Linked DNA regions of Homo sapiens: all the other regions are linked to region 1. Evidence: chromatin contacts called from ENCODE Hi-C or POLR2A ChIA-PET data. All regions are on one chromosome and are shown on one strand. The core of a region is the stretch at or near the end of the contact, and the rest is flanking DNA. Distances in the headings are between cores, read along the strand shown.

What was found. A loop is a pair of places that touch in the nucleus more often than their neighbours do. ChIA-PET counts read pairs that join two places held with the same protein, here RNA polymerase II (POLR2A). Pooled maps may share reads with other maps.
Region 2: a map of OCI-LY7 shows a loop between it and region 1 (2.6-fold over the local background). The contact joins two enhancer-like sites. A Hi-C loop is called at or near these places in 1 of 168 maps with a recorded cell type or tissue (OCI-LY7), 1 of 37 single-sample maps with no recorded cell type and 2 of 50 pooled maps. POLR2A ChIA-PET finds 5 or more read pairs at or near these places in 3 of 52 experiments (A549, H1 and OCI-LY7).
Region 3: a map of PC-9 shows a loop between it and region 1 (17-fold over the local background). The contact joins two enhancer-like sites. A Hi-C loop is called at or near these places in 1 of 168 maps with a recorded cell type or tissue (PC-9) and 4 of 50 pooled maps. POLR2A ChIA-PET finds 5 or more read pairs at or near these places in 3 of 52 experiments (CD8-positive, alpha-beta memory T cell, activated CD8-positive, alpha-beta memory T cell and activated T-cell).

Annotation. Positions count from the first base shown.
Region 1 is chr1:212,453,311-212,457,604 of GRCh38, reverse strand. No RefSeq gene overlaps it. Among named protein-coding and RNA genes, the nearest start is that of LINC02771, 17 kb to the left of the region's middle. RefSeq lists enhancers at 3,825-3,994, 4,073-4,294. Within about 2 kb of position 1,569, at least 4 of the 41 ENCODE cell types and tissues checked have a DNase peak (open chromatin) inside an H3K27ac peak, as active enhancers do.
Region 2 is chr1:212,185,248-212,189,875 of GRCh38, reverse strand. No RefSeq gene overlaps it. Among named protein-coding and RNA genes, the nearest start is that of LINC02608, 97 kb to the left of the region's middle. RefSeq lists enhancers at 2,865-2,924, 2,975-3,024, 2,975-3,269. Within about 2 kb of position 3,100, at least 4 of the 41 ENCODE cell types and tissues checked have a DNase peak (open chromatin) inside an H3K27ac peak, as active enhancers do.
Region 3 is chr1:212,747,617-212,751,965 of GRCh38, reverse strand. The region is part of intron 4 of NSL1 (NSL1 component of MIS12 kinetochore complex); the gene reads left to right. Among named protein-coding and RNA genes, the nearest start is that of NSL1, 42 kb to the left of the region's middle. Within about 2 kb of position 1,950, at least 6 of the 41 ENCODE cell types and tissues checked have a DNase peak (open chromatin) inside an H3K27ac peak, as active enhancers do.

The sequences.
Region 1 (4,294 bases), core at 320-2,819:
CCACCAGTTTGAGTCCTTTCTGTAAAAAGGAAGCTCAGAGTTCTCCATCTCTGGAGAGATACCTGGGCTTTCAGGGAGAAAATGTCAACAGCAGCCACCCCATGTCTCCTGGAGGGGACTCCAGTAGAGGCCCAGGGAAAAGCAAGCTCTGCACCAAACTGCCCAGTGTGTAGTGAACACAACAGAGCTCATTTACCAACAGGAGGCACACACTAAACACATTCTTCTGGTCTCTGCTTAATCCCAGCTCATTCTGTCTTATTAGGTCCCTCTGCTCTCCTATTGTTTTCCACCACTGTGCATTGCTGTGTCGTTCAGAGCATGTGTCACAGTGTGCTTTTTTTTTTTCCAAAATGTGCTGTCTGTCTATCTCCTCCTCTAGATTGCCAACTCACAAGAGTGGGGCCATGCCAGCTTCTTCCACCCCTGCAGACTCAGGGCCTGGCACATCATAAGTCTCAAGTGTTTGTCAAATGAATCTATTAAAAAATAGAAAATGGCTCTAGAGGCATTGAGATAAATGGACAGGTGATGGATCTGTAGATTGGGGTGTATGCGACATAACGAACTCTGAGGAATGTTGTGGAAGGCAATTGCTCTCCTGTCCTACAAACCATCTCCAGATAAAGAGGACAGCAGGCAGGATGACTGCTCTGCCATCATGGTGTTTCTGCTGTGCTTGTGACTCTGTTCAGCCCTGTACATCCATGGAGATTAGGGCCTGAACCCAGGCTTCTCCCCTCATCCCAACTTCACCTCTGCTTCTTGGAAGGCATGGGGCTCATTGAGTGTTATAGCTGGTGGGACCCTATAGATTACAAAGGTGGCTCCACATCACCATCACCTGGGGAACATTTAAAAACATCAGTGTCTGGACACTACCACTAGTTTCCGATTCTTTGAGTTCCACAGTTCAGTGTAGCATAGTGGATGCCCAGAAACATGAACTCAAGTCCTAACTCTGCCACATACTGTATGATCTTGGCCAAGTTACTTGACTTCTCTCTGCCTCGATTTCTGGAGATGACAGCAGTATCAATCTCACAGGCTTGTTGTGAGGATCAAAGTCAACAATGTATGTGAAGCTCTTGGTGCAATGTCTGGCTCAGAGTAAATACTGAATAAAATGTAGCTATTATTGAAATTATTATCTCACAGCTACTTAGCGGCTGGCGTGGGATGAGCCTCCTGATCCTGGATCCAGTGTTCTTTCCAACACGTCACTCTGAATGTGCACACAGCCTGAGGTCAGACTCGGCAAGGCAAACATATAGTTGCTCTCCCTGGGACCCTTTAATTAAACCGTATGGAACAGAGAACTGCCCCTGAGAACCAACAGCAGATCTGACCCCTGGGAAGCAGAGAGCTGGAGAACACAGGAGTTCGGCAGTGCAGCTTTCAGGTCCTTTGGGAAGCCATTTGGCTGCTTCTGTTAGCATTTCATTATGGAAATACTGGGAACCAAAAATAGAAGTTCTTGAGGGAGCTTAATCCTCTGGGCTTTACAAAACAGCTGCTGGAGAGTTCCCGGAATTGACCACCAGGGGGCACTGTCGTCCCATGCAGGCAGCTGCTGGTGGGTCGGACCAGGACAGAAGTGTCCAAGAAAAAACCAACACCCTTCAGCAAGCTCCTACCCCAAGCCTGCCTTGCTGGGGACTCTGTGGCTGGGATCCCTGTGGATCTCCACAGCTCCTGGTCCTAGAGAAACCACTTTGCAACTCAGCCCACTGCTCTCCTCTTTGGGGACCCTTAAGAGCAGAGCAGGTTCCTGCATTTATTTTAATCGATCCTTCCTCCCACCTCACCCCAAAACCAGGACCTAGGGCAGTGCTGGACATATAATAAGCAAGAAATATGCATCTCCTTTGTTGATTAATGGATATGTGAAATCAGGTGCAATTGTTAAATTGTGGGACGTATCAAATAACAAAATTTCAATAAATTGAGCTGTAAAGGTCTAGTTTGCCTTTATTAGCAATTCATGAACTGGGCAGTATCCAGTCTACAAAATAAAAAGGAACTCCCATGAGCTGAGCTAAGGGCTGAGCTTATAGGCAGAAAAGGCTGAAGAAAGCCAAAACAAGAAATAAGATGCAGATTGGCCGTTTCAAAGTTACTTTCCTTATTGAGGATCTTGTTAGCCTAATGGGATATGACTATCAACTCTCTCCTGATTTCTCAGAAGCTCAGATCCAAGTAAACAGCTTCGTTTTTGGTTTCGTGGTGCGGAACCTTAGTGTGAGTGACTCCATTTTGGATGGGTCTGTTGGACCCTAATGCAGGAGGTCAGTCCAAATAATGGCCTCCCATACATTTTGTTTAACAGAAGGAAACTGCTTGATCTTTGAAGGAATGGCAGAGAGAGTGCAGTGGTGTGAATCAGACAGAGGTTATGAGTGACAGTTAAGGGGAGGGTCATGGATAAACGGGAAAGGGGAAGAAGTGAGAGGGCTCAGGCAGGAAGGCAACAGATGTATTTCAGGGATCCTGAGTAGTAAGAGATTCCTCAATGTGGAGGCCAAATCCAGAAATATGGGGGAGATTAGACAAGGGAGTCCCAGCCACAGCTCACATGGCCTCCAGGTGGGCATCACCGGCCACCACAGCCACTATGACCTCTCCTATCTTTGGGGTGGCTTGCAGCTGCCACCAGCAGGCTCTGAGCTCCCACAGGTGGGCCTGGGTCCCACGACCTCCCTCTGGGTGATGCCATGGGGCTTAGTACCCTGAGCCTGTATCACACATCCTTAGTCCGAGAGAGCCTCTCTCAAATGACAGCAGGTCTTGTTCACCACAGAATTCTGTGAAGACTAGAGCACAAGAAATACTTGTTAACTAAAGGATTAAACTATGTGTTAAAAAAAAAAAAAAAAAAAAAAAGCAAAACAAGGCCAGGTGTAGTGGCACATGCCTACAATCCCAGCACTTTGGCAGGCCGAGGCAGGAGGATTACTTGAGATCAGGAGTTCAAGACCACCCTGGCCAACATAGTGAAACTCTGTCTTTACTAAAAGTAAAAAAATTAGCCGGGTGTGGTGGCAGGTGCCTGTAATCCCAGCTACTTGGGAGGCTGAGGCAGGAGAATCACTTGAACCCAGGAGGCAGAGGTTGCAGTTTGCACCATTGCACTCCAGCCTGGGAGACAGAGAGACAGACAGACACACACATACACACACACACACACACAGAAGTAGAGTCTCTCTCCACAGGACCTCCAGGTACCTTCCCTGGCTATGATTTTAGAGTCTCTGCCACCAGCTCGGCATGCCACATCCTAATTCCAATGGCCCTGGGGTGGAGCTCCCTGGAAGGCTCGATCTTGAAGCACAACAGGGCAGAATGGAAAGTGGCCAGGCTGGAAGGAAGACTTGCCTTGGAATCTCAGCTCCAGCACCTCTCAGTTGTCAGAGGTGTAGTTTCCCTTGCAAGTTACTTATGCTTCCTAAGACCCAACCAAATGTTAGTACCACCTTGAAGAGAATAAATTAAGCCGCAAACATGGCATGCCAGCACCTGGCTCATGCTAGCCCAGTGCCGCTATTGCAATGACCATCAGCACCGACTTGGACAAGAGGCAGGGGCAGGGGCAGTGAGGCAGGAAGTAGGCTTCAGCTGGGAGAGGCAAGGACAGGGTAGAGGTAACTGCAGCCAAGGGGGCGGGGGGACAGCAGGGGAGCAAAAGCCTGGCTCACACACAGGGAAAAGACAGCAGCAGCCTGGCTGATCAGGCTACTCTGAAATAGCTGCACCCACCAGCCACCCACTGGAGACCTTAGGCTTCCGCTCCCTGACACCTCAGGGTCACACTCGCTCCAGGTTCTGCCTCCAGCCCCGCTTAGTGTCTCAGCTGCTGGATTTTCCCTCTCTCAGGATCTCCTAGAGCCTGGCTTCCTGTGGACGGTTTGCAGCCAGCTTGGCAATGCCTTCCCAGCACCCTCCCAGCCCGTGCTCCCAACTGTCACCCCAAGGGTTTAGCATGCAGAAGCCCCATGCCCTCTAATCATCCCAGAGAGGAGGTAGTGGTGACAAGATCTGAGCCTTGGGCAGCACCTACACTAAACTTTGGTGGAGGGGTAAACTTGCAAGAGCTAGGCCATGAGCCCGGCTGGAGGGCAGGGAAGCTGAAGACCTGGGCAGAGACCAAACTGTCGTGAAGGGGCTTGGTCAGCCCAGCACAAGGGGTCCACACATGCACACACGATATTAGACCCTGGCAGCAAGGCTGAGTCTCCCGCTGGCAGCTTCTGAAGTCCTCTGACTACCCAGATAAGGCACTGGACAGGGCAGGGCA
Region 2 (4,628 bases), core at 1,851-4,350, 270 kb after region 1:
CTGCCTCAGCCTCTCAAGTAGCTGGAACGACAGGCAGACACAACCATGCCCAGCTAATTTTTGTACTTTTAATGGAAACGGGGTTTCACAATGTTGGCCAGGCTGTTCTTGAAGTCCTGACTTCAGGTGGTCTGCCCACCTTGGCTTCCCAGAGTGATAGGATTACAGGTGTGAACCAACGCACCCAGCCAACAAATATACTTTTAGAATGACCTGGAAGAACAATTTCAAATGTAGATTCTTGAATTACTTGGAGTCCTGCCCTGAAATGTGGTGGCACAGGACACGATGACTTCCTTCCTCTGCTTCCTTTCCTGCTTCTGGCTCTGTCCAAGGGACCTCATATGCAAGCCTGTGGATACTCCAGAATGTGGTCCAACCTCTGTCCACATGTCCTGCCAACAGCTGCCCCGAGGCCACCTCTCAGGCCCAGAGATCTCATGGTGGCAATGAGGCCATCCCTGAGGGGATGGGCCACAAAAACTCTGGGGGCAGGGTCAGAGAGGGCCAATGTCCAGAGTATTCTGGTGTCCCAGCTACCTGGAGCATGATCTAGAAGGGAAGGGGTGCTGGATGGCCACGTCTCCTTGGCCCTGAGGACCGTGCCTGCAGTGAGGAGAGACACAGCTGGAGGAAGCACAGTTCTCTGACTTTAATGCACATGTGAATCACCTGGGATCTTATTAAGTAGGTATGGGGTAGGGCCTGATATTCTGCATTTCTCCCAAGCTTCCAGGTGCTGTTGATGCTGCTGGTACAAGGGCCACACTTTGAATAATTAAGGTCTAAAGCAAAGGCCCAAGGCAGGGGTCCTTTTTACCTTGGCAGAGCAATACCATTAGCAAAAAAGGATGTGTTTGATAATTTAATTACTCCCATGGATAAAGTACCAATAGAACTTAGTACGCACTTAAAGTTACACAAAAACAATATATGTGCAACACAAATTTGAATGTAACACCAATGCCTACATGGAGAATTCTTTAGCACAACCAGGTGAGTCTCACAGCCTTTGGCCCTATAAGTTATCATGTTCTTCCCCTTCTTGCACCCTCTGACCCCTTCCTGTATGTGGTTCACCCTGCATGACTCACTGAGCAGGTACTGACATTTCTAGTAGTCTTCTTTTTTCCTTCTGCAGATCCTTACAAACGCATTTCTTACTTTTTTTTTTTTTGAGACGAAGTCTCACTCTGTTGCCTCAGCTGGCGTGCAGTGGCATGATCTCAGCTCACTGGAACCTCCACCTCCCATGTTCAAGCAATTCTCCATCCTCAGCCTCCAGAGTAGCTGGGATTATAGGTGTGCGCCACCATGCCCAGCTAATTTTTGCATTTTTCGTAGAGACAGAGTTCCACCATGTTGGCCAGGCTGGTCTCGAACTCCTGACCTCAGATGATCTGCCCGACTCGGCCTCCCAAAGTGCTGGGCCTATAGGTGTGAGTCACTGCGCCCGGCCGCATTTCTTATACTTATTCATCATTTACTATGCTCTTTTCTCTCATATGCTTCACCGTACTCACAGCACGTTAGTCCCGGCACTTTCCGCAACAGACTTGTTACTTTTCCAGGCCCTTTTGCCCTCAGCCCTGAAGCCCACTGGGCCCGGCTGGTGCTGGTGCTGCTTCTCTGGCAGCTGCTGCCTCCTGTCTCTGAGCTCCCTGATACTGGAAAGAACCCTCCCAAGGCTTCCTTCTGGCATGTGGAGGCATCTTCAGCCAATTCCATGTGGCAAGTGAATCTATTTATACCTTTTGGAAACCTCATCATTTGGGCAGGAAGTGACCAACTTCCTGGCAAAGAACTCCCAAGAACATCTTCCCAAAGGGAAAAGAGAGAAAACATATCTCTGACGTACATGTATGGTTTCCTCACTTTTAACTGGTCCTGCCCCAGCCCAGCGGTGCGCCTCCAGGCTGAAGAGCCTCTGCTAGGGACAGAAGCCCACCCTGGCTCAAGGACTTAGATGCAGCAGGTGTTTAGTCAGCCTTGATTGAATTGAGTTGAATTTCTTGTGGCTGGAAAACTGTTTCCTATTTATTTTCTTCTCCTGCCAATCCTTTCACAGGGCACTGTCAAATATTGGCCAATGCGGCTGGGTGCAGTGGCTCACACCTGTAATTCCAACACTTTGGAAGGCCGAGATGGGCAGATCACAAGGTCAGGAGATCGAGACCATCCTGGCTAACACGGTTAAACCCTGTCTCTACTAAAAATACTAAAGATCACCTTTTGAGGGCCGGGAGCAGTGGCTCACGCCTGTAATCTTAGCACTTTGGGAGGCTGAGGCGGGTAGATCATCTGAGGTCAGGAGTTTGAGACCAGCCTGGCCAACACGGTGAAACCCCGTCTCCCCATCTCTACTAAAAATACAAAAATTAGCTGGGCATGGTGGCAGGCCACCTGTAATCCCAGCTACCTGGGAGGTTGAAGCAGGAGAATCACTTGAACCCGGGAGGCGGAGGTTGCAGTGAGCTGAGATTGTGCCACTGCACTCCAGCCTGGGTGACAAGAGTGGGACTTCATCTCAAAAAAAAAAAATCACTTTTTGCTACAACTGAGGATTCAGTGTATGTCAGAATACTCACTGCTGACTCAAGGGGTTCACATTATGGGTACAGAGAGCGACGTAAACTTTCTTCTAGATAGAGGAGGAAATAATATGACATGGAGCCAGCACCCACCACCCCCACCCTAAACAAATCAACAAAAAAACTCCTGTGTTGACTGGAACACATGAGAACTTTGTCTCTAGAGTATGTAAGAGATGGCTTTAGGGGTCTATAAACAGGCCGTTTCTAGATGGTGATGTATTATAGAAGGACCGAAAACTGGTGCTGCCTCTATGAGTGCTGTAAATGCTGTGAGAACTTAATATTTTGGCAATGACTGCAGGTGAAATTACTGCTTACTTTGGTATCATTTTCAGTTTTACAATACATATTTTTTCAAATCTGCTACACCAAATTCTAATAGTCAAAGATGTGCCTCCAACACGAAAAGAAAAAAAAAAGATTAAGAACCACCACACTACTACCTTACAGGACTCAGCAGGACTAGCCCCAGGGACGAAACTGAAACAGGAGAGTTGGTCTCCAGAGAATACTTCCTTCTTCCTGCTACGACCTTCTTGCCTACTGTTGCTGGCTTCATCTCAACAATGCAGAAAGCTTACTGTTCAACCATTCTTTCTCCCAGGGTTAACGGTTTCAAGGTACAGTCCTGCTAATGTTAATGTGATTGGCCCTCCCTCACATTTAATGTTAATGTGATTGGCCCTCCCTCACATTTAATGTTAATGTGATTGGCCCTCCCTCACATTCACTGTACATTTTCATGATGGTTCTCTGGTGCTTGTTGGGGTAGACACTGACAGGTGAGGAAACCTTTGTGTGGGAAGCACTTCTGCACAGTTAAGGCCTCGGGACCCTCCTATTTTATCCTGGCGGGCTGGCTTTTTTCTCTATGCAAGTGGTGCTCACTACTGCTATTGGTCTGATGGACTGACCCGTTGACTGAATTTCTGGGTGACAAACGAAGGTCCAAGGTTGATTTTTTATTTTATTTTGAGACAGAGTCTCACTCTGTCACCCAGACTAGAGTAGCACAATCTCGGTTCACTGCAACCTCTGCCTCCTGGGCCCAAGCAATCCTCCTACCTCAGCCTTTCCAGTAGCTGGGACCACAGGTGTGTGCCACCATGCCTTCATTTTTTTTTTTTTTTTTAAATAAAGGCAAGGTCTCACTATGTTGCTGAGGCTGGTCTCAAACTCCTGGGCTCAAGCGATCCTCTTGCCTCAGCCTCCTAAAGTGCTGAGATTACAGGTGTGAGACACTGTGCCTGGCCAGTTTTCTTTATATTTACTCTGCTTGGAGATTATTGAGCTTCTTGTATGCGTGAGTTTATGGTTTTCATCAATTTGGGGAAATTTTCAGCCATTATTTTTTCAAAAAAAATTTCTTATTCCCCTCTTCTGGGACTTAAATTCCATGTTAAACTGCTTAATATTGTCTCTCAGGTAACTGAAGCTCACTCTCTTTACCTCTCTCTCTTTATTTTTTGTTTCTTTAGTTGTTTTTCTCTAGACAGTTTCTATTGCTATGTTTTCAATTTATTGATCTTTTCTTTTGCATCGTCCAATTTGTTCTTAATCCCATGCAGTATACTTTCCATTTCAAATGTATTTTTCATCTCTAGGAGTTTCGTTTGGATCTTTTTTGTATCTTCAGTTTATCCTTTCATTGTGTTCATGTTTTCTATCTATTTTTATTTTCTTTTTTGAGACAGAGTCTCTATCGCTCAGGCTGGAGTGCAGTGGTGGTGTCTCAGCTCACTGCAACCTCCGCCTCCGGGGTTCAAGCAATTCTCATGCCTCGGCCTTCCAAGTAGCTGGGATTACAGGTGCATGCCACCACGCCCAGCTAATTTTTGTATTTTTAATAGAGTCGGGACTTCACTGTATTGGCCAGTCTGGTCCCGAACTCCTGGCTTCAAGTGATCCACCCGCCTCTGCCTCCTGACCTCAAGTGATCCACCCGCCTCTGCCTCCTGACCTCAAGTGATCCACCCGCCTCTGCCTCCCGACCTCAAGTGATCCACCCGCCTCTGCCTCCTGACCTCAAGTGAT
Region 3 (4,349 bases), core at 701-3,200, 290 kb before region 1:
AGCCATCTGCATGTGAGACAGTCTTAAGTCACATACTTGTATATCAGGAGTATTGTATGATCTTACTAGTTGCAAAATGTGAAAAAATTCATTTAGAATAATCTTGAGTGAGGGAGTGAAAAGTATATATATTTTGAAATTTCCTAAGCAGATATTGTTGGAAAAATGCCTTTTTCATGCATTTACAGATAATATATTCATATATTTAGTGACCATTTTTAGTTGTGTTTTCCTTCTTTTGTCTTTAAAAAAAATGGTTTTATTAATTATTGGTGCTACTTAGTTTTAAATGTAAAGGACTTAATTCATTTAAAAAGAAAAAAAGGTACCATAAAGTTAATAGTTTAAACATTTAATTCTATAATTGTTCTAGAGTTTTAATGTTTTAGTTCTTTACCAGGCACAATTATTTCAAGAGATTTTCATTATGTTGAAGCTAACTTTTTACCATTAGTTAACTTATATTCTTATGAGGACAGTATAATTCCTGACAAAGCAGTATTTTGGAAAGTTATAGAATGTAGAAGAGTGTGTGCTTTGGATTCTAGGAGGGAGATGTGAGTTCTTATTCAAGTCTAGATACATTTCTCAGCTTCTGTTTCTTTACCTACAAAAGGAGGCTGATGAAACCCACTTGCCTCCCAGGGTTGCTAAAATTGCATAAGATTGATTGAGAATGTATGTCAGCCCATACTACTATAGGAATGGGCTGTCCATGGAACAGGTAGGGAAAGTTTTCATGCCATTGTGTTTTTCTTCCTTGTACCCTTCTTCCTTTTATAACTAAGTTTCTCAAATGAATAATCTATACTCAGTAGCTTCACTTTTAATCTTTCATTCTTGTAAAAAAAATCAATAGTATTTCATATTTGTATTTTTATGACTATGTAAGTGTTCTTCAATCTGAGTCAGGTAATTATTATTTTGTTCCTGAGTCAGATAATTATTACTACGAGTATATTCTTTCTTGAATAGCTTTCTACCCCTTTTGGAACAATAATTGCTTTATTATTATTTTTTTTCGTTTGAGGCAGTCTTGCTCTGTGACTCTGGCTGGAGTGCAGTGGCGCTATCTCGGCTCACTGCAACCTCTGCCTCTCAGGTTCAAGCCATCCTCCCACCTCAGCCTCCCTAGTAGCTGGGATTACAGGCGCCCGCCACCATGCCCGGCTAATTTTTTGTATTTTTAGTAGAGACAGGGTTTCACCATGTTAGCCAGGCTAGTCTCGAACTCCTGACCTCAGGTGATTTACCTGCCTCTGCCTCCCAAAGTGCTGGGATTACAGGTGTGGCTCACCATACCTGGCCTATTTTTCTGTTTGCTTTGTTTTCTGTTGTGTCTAACAGAACTGTAAAATTCATCTCAATATGGCAAACACTTAAGGTTATCTCTCAGATCCATTTTTAAACTTTATCTTTTCCTCGGAGATACTTCTCTGGGAACCTTCTGTCCTCCTATTCCAGTCTGGACTGGCTGCTGTCTAGGCCTGGTGCAAAATTTTCATCCTGCCTGTTCCTTTCATCATCGTCCTGGGAATTTCCCTTCCTTCTCTCATGTTTTAAATCGTGTTTCCTGGTTCCTGTTTTCTACTCTTTCTTGATTTATTCTCTTGTCTTTGATGTATCACATCCTCTACCACCCACCTCCTCCCAGCTCACCTAGCCCCAAATCCTCTATTAAGGCAACTTTCTTACATCACCTGTGAAGATTTCCCTCTCCCTTCGGTTCCCTTGTTAGATTGATCTCACCCTCCTTTGTGCCTCCATGGCACCCTCTATCATAGCCTTGGTCCATCATGACTACTGAACACCTACTGTACACGTTAGGCACTCTGTTCAACATTAGGGATTCTGAGATTAAAAGAATGTGTTTCCTGTTCCCAAGGGAGTTCTGGAAGCTAAATGAGAATGCCAGGGTTCTCACTGGGGTTAGTACTGCCCTCTAGTGGACCCTTTGAAAAAGTGAAAGAAAGTTTTTGGTTGCCATATTAATGGGAAAGTGTAGCTGGCACTTTGTAGTCAGGGGCCAGGCATACTAGATGTCTCATATGTCCAGCACAACTTTAGGATATCTCACTAGACATTCATTTGTTAAAATATGTTTATAATTATTCAGCCTAGGACCTAATTCCATTTTACACACAAACCCAAACTACTCTTAGCACTTTTTACATTGTCATTGCTTGTGCAACCGATAGAAAACAGCTGTTGTTCAGCAATGTGAGTTTAGAGACAAATTTCTTTTTAAGGTAGCATGAGATATTTTAAGAATTCTTTATATTGGTCATTGATGGCGCTTAGTCTCTAAGAATCCTAGTGAGAGGCTTCACAAATCAGTGAATATGGTTATCAGTGCTGTTAATTAAAAAATAAAGTGTAGGCTGGGCATAGTGGCTCACACCTGTAATCCCATCACTTTGGGAGGCTAAGGCAGGAAGACTGCTTGAGTCCAGGAGTTTGAGGCTGCAGTGAGCTATGATCGTGCCACTGCACTCCGGCCTGGGTGACAGAGTGAGATGCTTGAGCCCAGGAGTTTGAGGCTGCACTGAGCAGTGATCACATCACTGTACTCCAGCCTGGGTGACAGATCGAGACCCTGTCTCAAAAAAAAAAAAAAAAAAAAAAACACAATAAAACGCAAAATCCCTTAAGTGATGGATTATTTTGTAAAGTTTGTAATGTAAACAATATAATAACAATGAAGAAGAATATGATTTTACCTTACCCTATTCATAAAAGATAACTTTTCATATTAAATGTTAATAAATATTTTGTTCATTATTGTATGTGTGTGTGCACATATATTGCAGTATAACATATAATGCACAGCTTTATGAATTTATTTACATGCATACACCTACACACATGTAACTGCCACCATGATCTAGAAATAGAATATCTGCATAGTTGGAAAATATAGGATAAACTTATTTTTAAACAGTATATTGATTATATTTTTTTAATACTGTGCCTATTATGTTTTCATGTATACAATAAATACAATTCAGAGTGTCCAAAAAACCTGGAAGCATAAAGAAAACAGTGCGTTTATTGTATTTTTAAAAATATTCACAATTGGGGCCACTGCTTTAAATTTAGAAGTGTTTTACTTGGAAAAATATATTGAGGTTGAAGAAAAAGATATTGAACATATTATTTGAAAATGTAACTAGCACATATTTATCCTGTTCCCCAGCCTTATGGATACCCTGTATAACATTTCCAGTACCCCAAAATGTTTCCCATACCCCTTTTTAGTCATTATACCATTTCTATCAGGTATAACCACTATTCTGACTTACATCATCATAGATTTTTGTCTTTTCTTGAACTTCATGTAAATGGAATCATATAGTATGCATTCTTGTGTTACCTTCTTTAAATTGGTGTTATTCCTATGAGATTCATCCACGTTTTGAATGTAGCAGAAGTTCTTTGTTATTGTTGTGTAGTATTCCATTGTGTGTCTACAGACAATTTATCTCTTCTGTTGTTACTTGATTTGTTTCCAGATTTTGGCTATATGAATAAAGCTACTATGAACATTCTTATACCACATTTATACTCATCTCTCGTAGATATATATCTAGAAATAGAATTTTTGGGTCACATGTAGGCATATGTTTGGCTTTTATAGCTATTACTAAAAAGTTTTCTGAAGTGGTTATTTCAATTTATACTTCTAACAGCAGGTATGATAGTTACAGTTGTTCCATATCCCTAACAACAATTCATAGTGTTACTAGATTACATAATATTTATTCAATCAGTGATAAGTAAAAAGTTAACAGATATTATCATATCATTAAATATATTTGAAACTGCAAGAAGATGACATAAATCACATTAAAGTGAAGGAATTATAGTATTTATCTACAATCATATATTATTTGAAAGTAAGGCTGGTCACAGTGGCTCATACCTGTAATCCCAGCACTTTGGGAGGCCAAGGTGGAAGGATCACTTGGGGTTGGGAGTTCGAGACCAGCCTGACCAACACGGTGAAACCCCATCTCTACCAAAAAATGCAAAAATTAGCCAGGCCTGGTGGCACATGCCTGTAGTCCCAGCTACTCAGGAGGCTGAGATATGACAATCACTTGAACCAGGAGGCAGAGGTTGCAGTGAGCCGAGATCACACCACTGCACTCCAGCCTGGGTGACAGAGTGAGACCCTGTGTCAAAAAAAGAAAAAAGAAAATAAATCTCACTAGGAATTTTATTTCTACCTAAGATAAGCCTAAATTTATTCCTTTGAAAATATATTGCTCTCATGTTGTATTAGTTATCTATTGCTGCCTAACAAATTATCCCAAAGTTTAGCTGCTTAAAACAATAAATGTGTTATC